3 separate regions of the Homo sapiens genome follow, and all the other regions are linked to region 1. The links are chromatin contacts, found by Hi-C or POLR2A ChIA-PET in ENCODE. All regions are on one chromosome and are shown on one strand. The core of a region is the stretch at or near the end of the contact, and the rest is flanking DNA. Distances in the headings are between cores, read along the strand shown.

What was found. Hi-C counts contacts between places; a loop is a spot of excess contacts on that map. ChIA-PET counts read pairs that join two places held with the same protein, here RNA polymerase II (POLR2A). Pooled maps may share reads with other maps.
Region 2: a map of CD8-positive, alpha-beta T cell shows a loop between it and region 1 (12-fold over the local background). The contact joins the promoter of WDR11 here to the promoter of PDZD8 in region 1. A Hi-C loop is called at or near these places in 1 of 168 maps with a recorded cell type or tissue (CD8-positive, alpha-beta T cell) and 9 of 50 pooled maps. POLR2A ChIA-PET finds 5 or more read pairs at or near these places in 1 of 52 experiments (PC-3).
Region 3: a map of CD4-positive, alpha-beta T cell shows a loop between it and region 1 (6-fold over the local background). The contact joins the promoter of ZDHHC6 here to the promoter of PDZD8 in region 1. A Hi-C loop is called at or near these places in 2 of 168 maps with a recorded cell type or tissue (CD4-positive, alpha-beta T cell and naive thymus-derived CD4-positive, alpha-beta T cell) and 6 of 50 pooled maps.

Annotation. Positions count from the first base shown.
Region 1 is chr10:117,373,311-117,377,815 of GRCh38, forward strand. It overlaps PDZD8 (PDZ domain containing 8), which reads right to left and starts at 2,130. Exons shown (of 5, transcript NM_173791.5): 1 at 1,046-2,130. The coding sequence starts at 1,917. RefSeq lists silencers at 1,621-1,800, 1,901-2,220 and an enhancer at 2,451-2,570.
Region 2 is chr10:120,850,055-120,854,350 of GRCh38, forward strand. It overlaps WDR11 (WD repeat domain 11), which reads left to right and starts at 1,308. Exons shown (of 29, transcript NM_018117.12): 1 at 1,308-1,452; 2 at 2,470-2,581. The coding sequence starts at 1,367. WDR11-DT (WDR11 divergent transcript) reads right to left here and starts at 1,125. Exons shown (of 3, transcript NR_033850.1): 1 at 640-1,125. RefSeq lists enhancers at 950-1,494, 973-1,092, 1,253-1,722, 1,495-2,038, 1,733-1,792.
Region 3 is chr10:112,445,054-112,449,133 of GRCh38, forward strand. It overlaps ZDHHC6 (zDHHC palmitoyltransferase 6), which reads right to left and starts at 1,861. Exons shown (of 11, transcript NM_022494.3): 1 at 1,652-1,861; 2 at 117-597. The coding sequence starts at 383. VTI1A (vesicle transport through interaction with t-SNAREs 1A) reads left to right here and starts at 2,162. Exons shown (of 8, transcript NM_145206.4): 1 at 2,162-2,414. The coding sequence starts at 2,321. RefSeq lists enhancers at 1,648-1,767, 1,968-2,227.

The sequences.
Region 1 (4,505 bases), core at 880-3,379:
TGAGAGAAGAACTTACAGTCACAGAGAGTAAATGCTTGATGGGCAGAGTCTGGATCTGTGTTCTACAATCTACCCAAAATGGGCAAATGACATTAATACAAAATGTAAAGTACACTATGTACAGGCTCCCAACTCCTTTCCCATCTGCTGTGGAAAGTATTCCCGGGCCGGGCGCGGTGGTTCACTCCTGTAATCCTAACACTTTGGGAGGCCGAGGCAGGCGGATTACTTGAGGTCAGGAGTTCGAAACCAGCCTGGCCAATACGGTGAAACTCCGTCTCTACTAAAAAATACAAAAAAAAAAAAAAAAAAAAAAAAAATCAGCAAGGCGTGGTGCCATACGCCTGTAACCCCAGCTACCTGGGAGGCTGAGGCAGGAGAATCGCTCGAACCTGGGAGGCAGAGGTTGCAGTAAGCCGAGATCGCGCCACTGTACTCCAGCCTGGGCGACACAGCAAGACTCTGTCTCAAAAACAAAAACAAAAAAAACCCACAAAAGTATTCCTTTGCAAGAGTTACCACCTCTGCCTTGAAAGGTGTCAAACCATCAAAGCAAAAGTGGCTTGCAATGTCAAATTAGCACAGACCTGGGCTATAAGCACACTCTTCACGCGTGTACTGTGTCCAGGAACAATTTCTCAAAGCGGCCAAGGGGATGCTGCAAAGCCAGTGACGCGGCTGCCCTCAATGCAGCAACCACATAGAGGGAGAGTTTCTCAACAGTCCCAGAAGCGACTCCTGGGGATTAGGGTAGGCTTCCCTTCCATTTCCAATATGCTGCTTATAAAAGGAGACGATTCTGCCCGCGTTGACAGCACCCTGAGTCCCCATGAACACGCGAAAAGGTTTCTAGCTCCTATCAATGCCGTTCGGAAGCAAAGCAAGTGTTCACGACTCGCCTTGATCTGGGGCCCTGTCCAGGGTGGGAAGGCCCCAGAAGCAGGCGCCAGGACAGAAATGAGCCTTTGCCCTTCCCAATCCACGCAGCGTCCCGCCCAGGCCCGGGTTCCCGGCAGCCAGGCCCCCTCCCCGACCTCCAGCTCACCTGATCTTGTAATTCGGTAGGGTGTGCTTGCGCTTGATGATCTTCTTGAGCTGGTTGACGATGATGGAGGTGAGCTGGGGCATGGGCCGCCCTTCAAACTGGGAGCGCACCTCGAAGTCGATCAGCGGGTCTTCCACGAAGGAGAAGAACCAGTGGGTGAAGGGCACGCGCGTAAAGACCAAGCGCAGCCTTCCCACCACGCGGGACAGCTTGACAAACAAGTAGGCGGACTTGCCGAAGACCAGGTCCACGTCGATGGCCAGGTGGAAGCCCCCGTTGTACTCCACCTCCGCCTCGAAGGCCAGCTCCTCGGGGCAGGCGGCGGGCAGCGCCTCCCCTTCAGGGCCATCGGGCTCCCCGGTGGCCGAGGGCACGACTGGCCGCACGAGCCGGATGGTCTTGATGAAGGGCACCGTCTCGCCCAGGAACACGTCCCGCAGGCTCAGCCCCTCCAGCAGGCGCCCGGCCGTCTTGGTCTGCAGCAGCTCCTCGAACTCCACCTTGATCTTCTTGGTGACCCAGCGGCGGGTCAGCGCGGTGTCCCGCAACTCCCGGAACAGGAATAGGATGGTGGCGTTGAGGAAGTAGCAAGTCTCCCGCGTCGGCGGGGCGGGGGTCTCGGGGGCCGCGGTGGGGGTCGCGCCGCCCTCAGGGGCCGCTCCGGAGGGCTCCTCATCCCGGCCGCCGCCATAAAGGTACTCCCTTAGGAGCAGGCCCGGCACTGGCTTGATGTAGCGGAAGCCCTCGCCCGCGCGGGCGGCCTCGTCCGCCGGCGGCTCGGGCTGTCTGCGGTACAGCAGGAAGAACTGGGCGAGGAGCGTGAGGAAGGAACCCAGCACGGCCGACGCCAGGATCATGAGCAGCAGCCCCATCCCGCCACCGCCTCCGCCCGGGCCCCTACTCCCGCGCCCACAGCGCCGCTTTCTTCACGCCGCCGCCCCCGCTGCCTCCATTTTGAGGACATCGGGCGGCTGGGTCGGGGCGAGCGGCTCCGTGGGCCTCGTCCAGGGGCTCGGGCCGGCGCGCTGCGGCGCCCGAGCCCGCAGCGGCCCGCGCCTCCTCAGACGCTCCCGAAGGGCCGGTGTGGCGGCGGCGGCAGCGGGGCCGGGACCGGCGCCTCCCTCAGGCCTCCACTCATTGGACGAGCAGCGCGTGACGTCAGAGGCGTGCTCGCTCCCGGCGGCGTCGCCCAGCAGTCGGCGCCCGGGCACGCGGACGCGGGTCCTCCTTTACTTCTCTGCGGCCCTTCCAACCTCGTCCCCCCACGCCAACATTCCAATCCCCGCGGCGCGCGCCGCCACCCACGTGGCCGTCACTTCTGGAGCTGCGGTCGGGATCTGGGAGGACGGCTGGGGACGCGGGCTGGAGGATAAGGCGGTCCGGCGGAGCGGGCCTGACGCGTTCCGGATGCCGGCCATCCCGTTATCCTCGGCTGCGCCCATCCCCCGTCTCTGGCCGCAGTCCCCGCGGTTACCTCTGCAGCGGCGTCGCTCATCCTGCGGTGTGCTTCTTCCACTCGCACCCGTGACAGCCCGGCTGGCAGCGGCGCTTTCCCTGCGGGCAGCACCGCAGACGATCCGAGCGGGCCTTTCGGACGCTTCCCAAGCCCACGGCGAGAGGGGACCGACTGCCTCAGAGGCAGCCATCGCGGACCTGCCGTCCCCCCGGCAGACGCTCTGCGTCCGCGGAGGGTGGGCCCTGGGAAGGAGGGACGCAGGGAAAGGGCGCGCCACGCGGAATGACTTTCCCACCGAGGTGGATCTTCGAAATTTCAGGGAGGAGGAAGTTGAAAGAACAGCCAGGAGGAGAGATGCATAGTGAAACGAGTTTGCCAAGTGATTGGAAGATTAATATGCGACCCGCTGTCAGTCTCTGGTTAAGCCGGTAGTCCATCTATGAGGCAGTTATTCACTGTTAGCCCCCACCCACTTGACAGATGCCAACACTGGTGCAGAGAGCGTGGGGAGGTTGCGTGGGGCCGCAGAGTGGAGCCTGGTTTATCTAACACTAAACCCTAATGTCTTGATCACTACTCTCTGCCCTAACACAGAAACTGCTTCAGTTGTAAGCAGGCCAGTGGGTTCCCTAATGTTCAGGAAGGGAGAATTGGGGAGGCGGATTAGGGAAGACGGCAAGGAATTTTGCATAGAGTAGCACCTTAACCAAAGCCACGAAGCTAAGCCAGGTTGCCCAGCAACAGCGTTACTCCTCCTGCCCTCTGACTACTTAGTGGTTACATCATAAATGCTTATCCCTCCAAGCACGTGGAGTTCCAGTCCTGCAGGAGTCAGATATCCCATACCTTAAAGGCCGATTCTGGCTGTACCTAAGGAGCCAGGGCAGGGCTCCTCTCTAGCCCTTGAAAACCTTCAAGCCGGCCGGGCGTGGTGGCTCACGCCTGTAATCCCAGCACTTTGGGAGGCCGAGGCGGGCAGATCACGAGGTCAAGAGATCGAGACCAGCCTGGCCAACATGGTGAAACCCGTCTATACTAAAAATACAAAAATTAACCGGTCGTGGTGGTGCGCGCCTGTAGTCCCAGCTACTCAGGAGGCTGAGGCAGGAGAATCACTTGAACCCGGTAGGCGGGGGTTGCAGTGAGCCAAGATCACGCCATTGCACCCCAGCCTGGGCGACAGTGCAAGACCCTGTCTCAAAAAAAAAAGAAGAAAACCTCCAAGCCAAGGATTCTCTTAACTGTAGGTGATTCTACCACAAAAATAGACCTGACCCAGCTGGGACAGGTACAGAACTTCGGAACCAGGCTTATCATGCCTTACCGAATCATGCCCAGATACGAAACCAGAATGGCTTTCATTACTATGAAGACATAAGATAGGTGTCTGCTGAGGAACCATGCTCAAACCATGGCCGAGATTTTTCGGAGATCTTGGCAACTTCTGTTCTCTGGTCCCCTTTGGTTCCTGGCCTCTGCTTCTGGGCTGCTCTCTGGGATCTACACTGTTTCAACTCAAATGAGAAATGTAGACCCTTCTATGATTTCCACCGTAAACCTATTCATAACATTCATGCACATTGCATATTATAAATGTTACAGAAGCTGGAAGTAGGGTGGCATGAAAGAAGTTATTCACATTCCTGAAATATAAAACCCTCAAACTGTATATTGATCCATCCCGAGTTGCAAAATATTCTTCACCCACCTCCCTCCTCAACAATGAAAGTTTGTGGTCTTCATGGGAATGAGTCCTCAGTCTTCATCTTGCAGACTCCTTTCTTTTCTCTTCTCCTCTCACTTCTGCGCTCCTCAGAATACCTGTGAGAATCTTAAATCTTCTCAGTTTGTTTTACAGAGTCAGAGTCATTGCATTCCCCAGCAAAACTTGACCCCTTAGGGACACACTTCAAATCCATGAAAGAGCTCAGCAAACCTTTTGGGAAGAAAAAAGTATTCTCCCTTGTGTGAAACATGACCAACATTGATTAAACACTAATAATA
Region 2 (4,296 bases), core at 58-2,557, 3.5 Mb after region 1:
CCCCAAAAATTTTCGCCGCCTCAACACTTCAACACTATTTTGTTTTGTCTTATTAATATAAGAAGGCAGGAATGTCACGCCTCTGAGCCCAGGCCAGGCCATCGCATCCCGTGACTTGCATGTATACATCCAGATGGCCTAAAGTAACTGAAGATCCACAAAAGAAGTACAAACAGCCTTAACTGATGACATTCAACCACTGTGATTTGTTCCTGCCCCACCCTAACTGATCAATGTACTTTGTAATCTCCCCCACCCTTAAGAAGGTTCTTTGTAATTCTCCCCACCCTTGAGAATGTACTTTGTGAGATCCACCCCTGCCCACCAGAGAACAACCCCCTTTGACTAATTTTCCATTACCTTCCCAAATCCTATAAAACAGCCCCACCCCTATCTCCCTTCGCTGACTCTTTTCGGACTTAGCCCACCTGCACCCATGTGAAATAAACAGCTTTATTGCTCACATAAAGCCTGTTTGGTGGTCTCTTCACACGGACGCGCATGAAACTAACAATGTATTGGGGAGAGAAACACACATCTGCAAATATCATTGCTGAAAAGAAATCATTGCATTAAGTGCTATAGTTAAAGCGTATAAACCCAACACTGAACACAAAGGAGGGAAGGACTGGGTCTGACCTGGAGAGCAGCAGAGGAGAAAGTGCGAAATGAAAGGTACCCAGCAACAGACAAAGGGTCACACTTGGCCCCAGACATAGTGCTTCTTCCTCAAGTGCGAAGGGAGTATTGCAAACACCAGATATGCAGTGTTATCTGTATTTGGAAATTGTTTATATTCAGGCCATTCACTTCATTCAGTCTGGCAATTTCATTCAATTAATCTCATTCATTTCTTAATTAATCTCATTCATTATTCTCTGTAAACTCCACGAGAGCGGAGACTTTGTGTCTTCTTCATCGGTAGATCCCCCATGCCTACTGGCACTAGTAGTTGCCCTAAATTCACTTATCAAAGGCAGCAAGAATAACTGGGACTCTTCTCTCTTGCTTTTCACGATTTCCAGCAGGGCACAAAGGCCTACAGTCCCCACCTGAAAAAAACAGACTTGACTGGAGGCAGCGCCTCTTCTTCCAAATACAGCCCCAGCTGACGCAGATTAGCACAACCGCCTAAGCGGCGGAACTCTGGAGAGTGCGGAACCTAGGATCCTAGGAAACTGAAGGCAACGGAACCTGGGGGCGATGGAATCCGGGAGCGGTGGAACCCGGAGCCTGTAGAACTTGAATCTAGAGGAACCTGACAGCGGCGCCGAGGGGGCCACCCGGACTCTGTTTGGAACGGAAGCACAGTGTCCGCCGCTTCCTGGTTGCGGGTCAGCGCCCAGGTCCTGGGCTGGCCGCCGGGATGTTGCCCTACACAGTGAACTTCAAGGTGTCGGCGCGCACCCTCACGGGGGCCCTCAACGCCCACAACAAGGCGGCGGTGGACTGGTGAGGACGCCGAGCTTCCAGGTCGCCAGGATCGGCCAGGAATGTGTGAGGGGGAAGGGGGAAGGACAAGAGGTTTCACCCCCTGGTTAGTTTGGCCTCGCTAAGGCAGGGAGCCGCCCTCACGCAATGAGCTTGCTTTCAGTTGGTGGATTTTTGTTGTTACAAAAGTGATAATAGCCCCGTGTGGGAAATTCCCCCATGCAAATACATTTCCCCTCTTTCTCGCGTATTTCTCTGCTGTTTTCTCTGCACCTCGCCCTTTTGCCGTTCCATTCCTCTCTCTTTTCCTCTCCTCCAGCTTCCAGGCTTCTCTCTCTCCACCATTAATTCCCTGTGCACTTTCTCTTTCCCATCCTGTCTTTTCTTTTTCGTTGTCTTGTATTCCTGTTGTCTTTCAACAATGTGCCAGACCCTGTGCTAGGCGCCTGTTCTTTCACCTGTCCTTTTCACCTCTTTTCGGGCTCCTCCTGTGTAGAACATTCCTGCCTTCAACAGGTCGTCTTTATTACTCTCTCCTTTCACTATAAATTACTACTGCAGCTCTGAAAACTACTCATTAGACAAATGTAAAGCAAAATTCTGTGGCTGTGGGATGTTGTTAGGAGGACTGAAACGTCTTGTGCAGTGTTTGTCGTTTTATTTAGTTGGAAGGACTAGGATTAGTCGCAGTATCCCCAGGCACATTGTGGATACTAAGGATTAGAAATCGGATAAGCGAAAGACGTATGCCTACAAGAACAGTCAGAGGGCACAAGTTCCTTTTTATGTCCTCGGGTCTCTATTTTCATATCTTTTAGAACTTTTTTTATCCGAATGAAAAGTGAATTTCAACAAGCATTTTAAGCTTAGCCAGATCTTTTATTTAAGTGGGATAATGATAAATACTGGCCTTTGGGTTTAAATGATTTTATTAATGGTGGTACATATGAATTAGACTTATCATTTATTTAGGCTTGGCAAGAAAGAAGTCGTCCTGCTTTGTTCTGTACTTAAACTTTAACATTACTGTTTTGCTAGGGGCTGGCAAGGTTTAATTGCTTATGGATGTCATTCACTTGTGGTAGTGATTGATTCCATTACTGCCCAAACTCTTCAAGTTTTAGAAAAGCATAAAGCTGATGTTGTAAAGGTAAGTAAAATCCCACTTTGACGCTAACATGTTGTCTAGTCTAAAGTTTAATACTGTGTATCACTAAGCTCTCATTAAGTCTTACGTGTAAGTGTTGAATAGCTTTTAAATATAACAACCTATTTGGGGTAGCCTAGAATTTTCATATATATGACTTAATGTCAATACAGGGTGAGTTATTAAATGCTAGTTGTTAGATCATTTTAAGGCAGATGAAAGTTCTACCATTTACAAGACCACTCAGTCATTCCTTAGTTTTGAGCACTTACCATATGCTATGGATATGGAGATGAAAGCCCTCAGATAATTCTCCATCTTATAAGGAAGACTCACAGCGTGATAGTGTGATAAGTGAGACTTGCGTAACACGCTGTGAGAAAACAGAGGAGCTGCATATTGCCTGGTTGTGAGGAGAGTCACAGAAGTCTACAGTTTCAAGACTAGTAGACAGTAGTTAGCCAAGTAAAAAATTGACAAGGAGCATTGCAGGGAAAAGCAAGAATATACACAGAAGTAAGTAGCGTGCCATAAAGATGGCTAAAGATGGGACACTTGTAGGAGTGATGAAATAAGAGGCAGCCAGAGAGATTCAGCTGTCTGTCCTGAAGTTTTGTAAGATTACGAAGGAGTTTGGATTTTTTTTTTTTTTAGACAGAATCTCACTCTGTCGCCCAGGCTGGAGTGCAGTGGCATGATCTCGGCTCACTGTAAGCTCCACATCCTGGGTTCACGCCATTCTCCTGCCTCAGCCTCCTGAGTAGCTGGGACTACAGGCACCCACCACCATGCCCAGCTAATTTTTTGTATTTTTAGTAGAGACCGGGTTTCACCATGTTAGCCAGGATGGTCTCGAGCTCCTGACCTCGTGATCCACCCGCCTTGGCCTCCCAAAGTGCTGGGATTACAGGTGTGAGTCACCGCGCCCAGCAGGAATTTGGATTTTTGAGTAGGAGATTGATGTGACCATATTCGCGTCTTAGAAAAACTCTGGCAGCAGTGGAGGATCTGCTGAAGAAATGCAAGACTGGAGGCAGTAAGATCATTTAGGAGATTTCTGCAGTAATTTTGGTGGGAAATTCTAAGGGCCTAAAATAAAGCTGGGGCATGGAGAAGTCATGTTTAAGAGCAGCAAAGAGGTAAACCTGATAGCCTTTATAGTGATCAGTATAAAGGAGAGTAAGAGAATAGAGTGACTCCAAGGTTTCTTTTGGTGTAATTGAATGACAGTGTTTCCAGTTATCAGAGGTAAGCATCTGTGAAGTCAGTGAATTTTTAAGTTTTCAACATGCAAAATCTGAGATGCCTGTAATATATTGCATTATAGTGATCCGGGCTTTAGGAGATAGGTCAGGATTAGAGATAGAGATTTGGAGTCTTTTTCTTTTTTAAATAATAGCTTTATTGAGATACTCATACCATAAAATGTACTGACTTAAAATGCACAATTCTGTGGCTTTTAGTATATCCACAGTTAATGCAGCCACAATTACAATGAACTTTTTTACCTCAAAAAGAAACCCTATATCCACTAGCAGTCATATTCCATTTCCCCCATTTCCCTCATCCTTTGGCAACCACTGACCTACTTTCTGTGTCTGTAGACTGGCCCATTCTGGGGATTTTATATAAATTGAATCATATAATTTGTGGTCTTTTGTGCATGACTTCTTTCACTTAGGATAATGTTTTCATGGTTCATCTGCGTTGTAGCATAT
Region 3 (4,080 bases), core at 611-3,110, 4.9 Mb before region 1:
TTAGTCTCTGTGAGGACAAACAGTAGGCTGTGTTTGGTATTATTGGTTAGTAGATAAGGCAAAAACCAAATATACGATTATCATTAAAGTTCATTGTCTTACAGAATCTTTCTTACCGGTTTCCACCCCAGAGGGACAAAGCCCGGACCGACAAACATGGCATTGAAGTAATTATAAAGAATCATGACAGTCCAATTTATCAACATGATGAAATTCACACTTCCTCCAGTTGTATGTAAGGGCCAATACCACAACACAGAGTCAATCATGGCCATGGTAGAACATATTGCTATAACACCAAGGGCTATGATGGGACCCCAGTGACACAGTCTCTTTAATTCTTGTAGATTTTCAAACTTGATAACCGAACAGAATGTACCCATTTTGGCAAGGAAGAATGCCTTCCTACTTTAAAAGAATTATAGATTTCCTTTTTCTGTGCGCACATTTCCATGTGCCACAAGTCCATGTGTGTTCTTTAATTGTCATGCCTTCAAGCTGTGAACTGTTAACGCAGATTACACCATTTTCACTGTCAGGCACCCAAAGCTCTTTATCTTAACTAGGAGAATCCAGTGTCTTGGTCTGAAACCCAACCTAAAGAAAACAAAATGGGAAAGTTCAGTTAAAACAAAACAAAACAAAACCTTTATTGCATACCATACTTGTTAACTACAATAAACACCTACACAACAGCATCTCACAAGTGCACTACACTTTGGGATGCATATCTTGTCAAATGTCAAAAAGAACTACTTTTGACTTATCCAAAATATGGTACAAGTTTGAATGGCATGCAAACTGGATACACGATTCCAAAATAGTTTTTTTTATTCCTTCTCCGCTTGTCAGGGGACTGTCACCATCCAACGCTTAGTGAATAGTTTGAGAAGACAAAGAATTTTAGGACCTTAGAGTTGATCTAATTCAGTTTCCTTCTTCATAGAACAGAAATTGTCTTAGAGAGGCTGAGTGATTAGACCAAGGTCACAAGTAACAGGTGAACCAGAATAGAAGGCAAGTCAACGACCTCCCTTTATGAAATTCTAAGCTGCCTCTTATGAAGTCTTGAATTAAGCCAAGTATGAGTCAGACATGGTCTATGCCATTTGCCTGCAGTCTCCTCCACCCCGCCACCCAAACATCAAGAGAACAGTCAATTTGGCCCAAAAGTAAAGGAGCGACAGTGAAAGCAAAGAGAGCATGCAAGGAAAGGAAGGGAGGAGATAGAGCGAGAGTGTGTGTGGTGTGTGTGAAATTATGACCAGAAGAGTATATGAGAAGAACCTGAATTAGAAGATTCGAGGGAAGAAAGAAGAGGAAGTGCCTCCAGGAGCGAGGGAAATGGAAGGCAGGGCGGCGAGCTCCGGAGAGATTTGTGGAAGGGCATCTCTGCCTGGACTGGATCTGAAGATCTGGAAGAGGATCTGAGCTACATGGATAATACAGACTACCACGCAGCAGACGCTGTTGACTTGTGCCTCAGTTTCCCGCCCGAGTCATGGAGCAGAGGGCTTAGAAATAAATCCTCACCCAAGGAAGAAATATCCTGGTAAGCCAGGTTGGTCTCAACATTCAGGAGAGCCTGCTCCCACTCTGGTGGGACAAAGACCACCAAAATCGTGCTTATATTCCCTGCCTTGACTCCCACCTCAGTGTGGTCCCTGGTGTCTGCTCCTCAGCCATCGCATATCCGGGGCGGCCTGGGCTCACCCGGAACAGATTTTTTCCTCCTTGGATGACTCCGTCATGGACACCTCAGCCCAGGACAAGCAGAGAGCAAACCCTGGCAGCGAGAGGCTGGAGTGCGGGACCTGCTACAAGCCGAGCACCTCTCGGCCAGCGCCCTCGCCAGGACTCTCCCGCTCAGGCCCCCTGCGCAGTCTCTGTTACTGTCACTTCCGGAGGTTCGCCGCCTCAAACCTCCCTCCGGAAGCAAGCTGCTGTGCCTTGTAGCGTGTGGATCCGGAGCCGATTCCCAGAACACGAAGGGGGGAAAAAACGCTTCTAATGATCCCTCAGAACTTGCATATTTTCATACGCTTTTCTGGGGGGAGGCACTAATTGGGGCGCTTTTCCTTTGCGAACTTACTTATCTTAAAGTCGGAGCGGAAAATAAAGCACGCACGCAACCCAATTTCCGGAGAACCGAGATTGCGACGAACAACCAGGAAGCGGCTGGGTTGAGAGCTGTCCCCGGTTCTCCGTTCTGCTCTCGGGGGCACCTTCCGGGGTTCCTAAGCCGCGGGGCCCCTCGCTGCCCCTCGAGGCCCTTTCCCTGACCTAGGCTTTGGCCTGGGCTACTCGTTCCGGAGCCGCCATGTCGTCCGACTTCGAAGGTTACGAGCAGGACTTCGCGGTGCTCACTGCAGAGATCACCAGCAAGATTGCGAGGGTCCCACGACTCCCGCCTGGTGAGAGCCTTGCCCGGCTGGACGAGGGTGCTGGGGAGAGCTGGGAGGGTGCGGGCGGTGGAACGCCGCCCGAGTAAGTGTGTCTATGAGGCGCGAGGCTGGAGTGGGTGGTGCCGGCTGTTCCCAGGAGGGATACGGCTTGGCTTGGTTGAGGGTAAGGAGTCAAGTTCGGGTGTGGGGTGCCGTGAAAAGAGCCTTCGGAATCTGAGCCATCTGAGTTCGAATCCCGGCTCTACCTTCTTGTAACTTGCATAACCTGGAAACGTTTCTTAACGTCTTAAGAGTCTTAATGTTTTCATTTGTAAATTATAGACATGTGAGTATTCAAAGAAAATGAATGAAAGTATGTAGCCTATGGATCTACAATCTACAGCGGCGTTGTTGTGTTAGTAATAATATTGTTATAATTATATGCGGCAAAATAGAGGTAAGAATCAGGGTGCCTAGATTCAAATCCTACCTCTGTCACTTAGAAGTTGTGCCTCTTAACCCGGGAGGCGGAGGTTGCAGTGAGCCAAGATCTCGCCATTGCACTCCAGCCTAGGCAACAAGAGTGAAACTCCGTCTCAAATAAATAAATAAAATAAAAGTTGTGCCTCTTAAACAGACTTCTTAGTCTCTTTCAACTTTCCTTCTTAGTAAATGGGGGAAAATTGTACTTCTCTCATGGGGTTGTTAGGTAGATTAAATTTATATAACATATTTAAAGTCACTTTTGGTGTTGTTAGTTGCTGTATTAGCATTAGTATTTTTCATACCCCCCACCCCCATTTCTTGTTTCTCATCCTTCTTGGGGATTTATTGTATAACCCAGTTTCATGTAAAACTTGGTACAAGATAATTTTTCACACTTAAAAATTTCACATCTCCCATCTGGAAATGTTTTTGTTTTTGTGTTTCCTTTTGTGTTTTAGCACATCTTATTTTCTATGCTAGACTGTCAACTATGTGAAGGTGGGAGCTGTGTCTGATTTCCTTGGCGTTTACTTATTAGGGGCTCAGGAAAATAAGTGAATGAGCAGGTGAATATAAATATGATCTTTTGTAACTATGGTTTGTACAATGTTGATTCGGGGACTATCTTTCTCTACAGATTAGAGTAGTTAGTTACAGAAAAGGGTTTTACATTTTTGTTTAGTTTTGTTAGGGAAATTGAACCATCATCTGGCTGCTAGACTTGTCCCTACCCTAGCTCCAGGATATAAAGTGTAGAAAGGTGGATGTGCTCATTAATCTGCGGATTGGTGGGCACTTCACTTGCCCACTTGTCCTGGTACTAGCAATAATTTCTCCCGGACCTAAGTTGTCATTCCTCTTTCCCTTTCCCTACTTCCCCCAAAACTTATGTGTTTATAAGTAATTTTCTTCCCTTATTTCTTTGTTTTTCTTCCCCTCACCTATTTTCTGTTAATAGGGATATTTGCTTGAAGCCAGGATCTCTGAACTTATACCCCACTCATCTCCTGAAGTCCCCAGTTAGTTCTGGAGGAGATGGATGATGTCTTAAAGAGGTTTATGAGTCCAAGTAAGGGAACAAGAGGAGAGAACCAAGGTAGTATATACCACCAAGCTCTGCTGCCTCAGAGATTTTTGTGTCGAAAGTGGCTGATGGCCTCATCTCTTCATGATACATCACCTCGCCTCTTCTCTTCAGTTCTGCTTTTCT